Linked DNA regions of Homo sapiens: region 1 is linked to region 2. Evidence: chromatin loops called from intact Hi-C (ENCODE). Cell type or tissue: PC-9. All regions are shown on one strand.

Region 1 (2,500 bases), 300 kb before region 2:
CTCCAGCACCAGATTCTCACTCTAGGGTTGACTTTTTGGCCTGCAGCTCAGGAGGAGGAATAGAAAGTGTAGAAATATAATAAAATCATGATAATGATAGAAATAAAACAATCTACTACTTATTAAATGCTAACTACATGTCAGACATTGCGTAAGTATAGCACAGTCCTTGCTTGGCATGGTAACAGCACAGATTTCAATTAGCACCGTTTAGTTATATAACACAAGTCCCCCAATAATACAGTTCAAATTTCAGTTACCACAGTATATTCACTGTAAGTAATTGCATAAATACAAGCTTTGCTGCCAGGTTTTCAGTCCACAAAATTACTATGTAAATAACAGATGCACGCCATGGTCAGTGACCACAGCACATCACTTCATTTCTAGTCTGCTGGTGACTGGTCACTGGACATCTGTTATTTAGTTATGCACAGACAGCAAAGCATGTAGTTGTGTTGCCTCTTTATCTCCAAGTAACATTGTAAAAAATGGACGATAGAATTTGCCAATAAAGATAAAAGTGAAGCAAAGAAACAAAAAGTGATTATTGTGGCAGTGAAGTTCAAATCAAAGATCACTGGAGTTACAGAAGAAATTGGTGGCCATGGGAATGTTGACATTGCCACTGTTCAACTCCAGATGGGCATCCAGAGAGACTTAGTAAAGGTAAACTTATGAACACAAATAAGGAAGGAAGTTGTAAGGAAAAGGATAAAGATGTTCCAGAAAGTGACATGGGCAAAAAATTCACATTAAAGGAATGCTGAAAGATATCTCACAACATTGAAAGCACAAAGGAAAACTTAGAAAGGAGGCTGGGCATGGTGGCTCACACCTGTAATCCCAGCACTTTGGAAGGCTGAGGCTTGAGCTCAGGAGTTCAAGACCAGCCTGAGCAACATAGGGAGACCCCGTCTCTACAAAAAATAAAAAAGTTAGCCAGGTGTGGTGTTATGTACCTATGGTCCCAACTACTCAGAAGGCTGAGGTGGGAGGATCGCTTTAGCCTGGGAGGTCAAGGTTGTGGTGAGCTGTGATCATGCCACTGTACTTCAGCTCAGGTGACAAAGACCCTGTCTCAAAAAAAAAAAAGCAAAACACATTAATTCTCAATATTTCTGTTTTAAATTATGGCATAATAAAGAAATATTAGGTTTACAATTTTTTCATTTCTCTATATATTTATATCCAACAGTAAGAAAGTTTTTAATATTTTGACAAAAGTTTTTAAACATCACAAAACAATTGTAATTTTTCCCACTGATAATTGAGATCACTTTGAAGGGTGTTGGCTTGCATATCATGTTTACAGAACAGTGTTATCATGCAAAGTGAAGACTGCCTGTACTTTACATGTATTATTTCATTTACCTATTTCTTTCTTTCTTTTTTTCCCCCCTTGCTAGGTCACTGCCCCATTTTCAGCACTAGATGGTGCTGAAACCCACGTTTGCCTCCATTCTAATAAATAATCAGTGCCCCTCATCCTTAATGGGGGATATCCCAGTAGTTTGGGAAGGCTAGCTAGGGGTTCAGTGTCCAAGGGACCTATGGACCCAACCTCCTACAGTGTGGTGCTGCTGAACAGCCACTATGATTTGGTGTCTCCATCTCTTTTTGTCAAGTTACACAGCAGAGTTTCCAGAGCTGGGATGGTAGTCTCACCTCTCCCCTTTGTCTCTGGCTGTTCTCAGGGATATTTCTCCTCTAGGGACTGCTGATGCTTCTAGTGGTTGAGGCTGGGACAAGTCTCCTGCAAGGGAACCCAAGATTGTGGAGAAGCTGGTTGTCTATGCCTTGATCTCACTTTTTACAGTGTACAGACTGTGAGTTGGGGGAAATTTTCATGCAGTTGGTGCCTGGCAGATTGTGGGGAGGGGATTACAGATATGGAAGTCTGATTCTCTTACCATCTGCTCAGAGTTTTTTAAACTTCTCTGTGGCCCCAGCAAATGTCTCATCCTCATATTTGAGTTCTCGGATATTGCTGGTGATAATTTCAGTGTTGAATATTAGTTTTGGGTTTTCCATTGGGGGGTGTGAAGCCAGATTGCTTCCTTGCTGCCACTTTGGAACCATATTATCTCATTTAATCCTTTGACTAACCCTAAGAAGCAGATGCTCTTATTATTCCCATTTTATAGACAAAGAATCTGAGGTTCAAAGAGGATAAATAATTTGACCAAGGCCATACAACTAGTTAAGTAGCTACAACCTATTGGGTCTTAAAGCCCTTGATCTTAACCCCAAATGAAACAGTCCAGGTAAATGACTCTGGTGGGTGTTTGATACGGAGGAGTGGGCAGAGAGGAGAGGAAGTAGTGAGAGATGAAAGTACCTTCTCTAACATATGCCTAAAAAGTCTAGAGCAGCACTGTCCAATAGAGCTTTCTATAACACAACAGATGCTCCCTTACCCAAGGGGGATACATTCAAAGACCCCCAGAGATGCCTAAAACCACGGATAGCACCAAATCCTATATACCTCTAACTAAGA
Region 2 (2,500 bases):
TGTCTTCCCACCTCCTCTTGCCCCCTTGGACTCTTCTTTGGAAGACTAGACTTTCCCTTGCTTTCCCATCAACCCAGCTCTCAGAGCAGCTCCAAGTACACTGTTGGTACTTTGTACATCATTGGAATGAAAGAACACTGTGAAGTCCCACAGGTTTCATTCTCTTTGGTCTCGTCTTTTCCATGGCAACCACCTTTTTAAAGGCTTCCTTTATCTTTTGCTCTGATTTGCAATTGCCTCCTAAATTGTCTCTTTAACCTTCCTTTCCACTCTCCATTCTGACCAAATCGTGTAATAATAGTCACATTTTCCTCATATGCTTACTTCCTGCATATTAGGGTTATGTTGTAAGTGCTATGCACATAGCAACATTTAATCCTCATGGCCACTACTCATTCTCAATTGGAAGTCCTGGCCAGGCACTCAGTGGGGTCCACCAATGAGAAGACAGGAAGGTGGGTCTGGGGCTCAGGAGGGAGGAGAGTGGAGGACTCTGAGTCAATATCCACACACAAAAAAGAATGACATCCACAAGATCTGTTAGTGTTGCTAAGGTAGAGAAGGCGAGGCTGTTTCATCCCCACTAAGTGCCATGAGCAAAAGGCCCAGTGTTTACAAAAGCCTTTGAAACCATTTTGAAAATGCTCCAGAATATGAAGGAAAATAACTCAACAGAAGAAAATTACAATGGACAAATCTTTAAATGCCTACATACTTGCCTTATGCCAATCAAATGCAATTAGATCTGATTCCTGTATGTCTGTAAATGAAGTACATTGAAAGTGGGAAAGTGATGCATTTCATTATATCTGGAATGATGTGGGCTCTGGAAGTACAAGTGCGTAGAGGAATAAAGGCCTTAAAATGGCCCAGAGAAGAAATGAAAAGAGAAGAGGCGTTATACTGAGGAGAGCTGCAGGCAGAGAAAGAACTGCACATCCAAAACGCCCTCCACGCAGTGACTCCACTAATCTTATAAGAACTTTAGAACTAGTGTTACACTCACTTTTCTTTTTTCTTTCTTTTTTTTTTTTTTTTTTTTTTTTTGAGATGGAGTTTCACTCTTGTTGCCCAGGCTGGAGAGCAATGGCACAATCTCGGCTCACTGCAACCTCCGCCTCCTGGGTTCAAACAATTCTCCTGCCTCAGCCTCCCAAGTAGCTGGGATCACAGGCGTGTGCCACCATGCCCGGCTAATTCTGTATTTTTAGTAGAGATGGAGTTTCACCATGTTTGTCAGGCTGGTCTTGAACTCCTGACCTCAAGTGATCCACCCGCCTCAGCCTCCCAAAGTGCTGGGATTATAGGCATGAGCCACTGCGCCCGGCCCTACACCCACTTTTTAGATGAAAAAAGGGAAGTTCAGAGTCAGTCACTTGCCCAGGCTCACACTGTGTGGCTTCTGTGGCATGGGGTGACTCCAAAGCAAAAGAGAAGGTGTGCCTCCTAGTGTCCATCCCTGTGAACAGCAGGCTTCCACTTTGGTGTTCAGTTTTACTGGAACACACTTTGTTTATGGGCTTGAGTGAATAAGGTCACATAGCTAAAAAATTTTATAGGGCTTGCAAATCAAGGGGGATGGGCAAACAGTTTAGCAGATAATTCTGGGAAAACTTGTTTGCTATGTGTGTAGCTATAAAACTGGATCCCTACCTAACACTGGATGACAAAGACAGACTTGAAACATATTGAAGACCTAAATGTATGTGGTACAGCCGTAAAATTTATATGGTACATATAGGAAAATACCTCTGTGACCTAGAGGTGGGTGAGGGTTTCTTAAACCATGGTCTCAAGCACAAACCAAAAGGCAAAGCACTGATGTGCCAGTTGCCCCAGAAGTTCTGATTCACGAAGACCATCATGGAAAAAGTTTAATAGAGAGATGACCATGTGGGAAGGGACTGTTCTGTGTCTGAAACTGATAAGGAATTTAGACCCAGGTGACTTCAAGGAACTCTGGCGAATCAACAAGAAGACAGGAACCACAAAAGAAAATGGGCAAAGGACATTGAACTGCTTATTCACCAAAGATAAAACCCAAAAGTCAACCAGGATAGGAGAGCTGTACAAACTTGCGAGTCATTAAGAAAGGCAAATTAAAATAATGAGAGATTGCTTTACAGCCATCAGATTTGCACACATCAGAAAGCTGGTTAATGCCAAATGATGAGCTAGGCGAGGGGACCGTCAGGCCCTGCTGGTTGGAGAGGAGACTGTTTGCTGCTCAGTGTTTAGACCTCAAGCACTGTGTAGCCCATGACCCAGCAATACGGCTCTTGGCTCTCAACCCCAGAGAAATTCTGTGTATCCCCAAGGTAACGTGCACGAAGACACCCGTTATGGCACCGTGTGCAGTGTGGGGAAATTGAACTCCATCCTGATGACCCTCACTGGGGAATAGATGAGTAGGCTGCGGCAGATGCAAGATGATGGAGCGGTACTTGGGGAGTACTCATGACATGGGTAGAGGCGAGTGGAAAGAAAAAGAGACCGAGCC

What was found. Hi-C counts contacts between places; a loop is a spot of excess contacts. Peaks named below come from ENCODE experiments on the same cell type or tissue, not always from the same donor. Only the 100,000 strongest peaks of a DNase experiment are listed, where the experiment ranks them.
Region 1: it touches region 2 in a loop (8-fold over the local background); 9 of 110 quality-filtered maps call a loop at or near these places.

Annotation. Positions count from the first base shown.
Region 1 is chr12:104,056,434-104,058,933 of GRCh38, forward strand. It overlaps a transcript of GLT8D2 not described here. Among named protein-coding and RNA genes, the nearest start is that of HCFC2, 6.8 kb to the right of the region's middle. In PC-9, CTCF peaks have their summits at 1,512 and 1,712; no DNase peak of the experiment used is centred here.
Region 2 is chr12:104,357,121-104,359,620 of GRCh38, forward strand. No RefSeq gene overlaps it. Among named protein-coding and RNA genes, the nearest start is that of EID3, 55 kb to the left of the region's middle. RefSeq lists an enhancer at 311-605. In PC-9, CTCF peaks have their summits at 1,453 (motif pointing left) and 1,655; DNase peaks (open chromatin) are centred at 361 and 1,461; H3K27ac peaks cover 931 bases.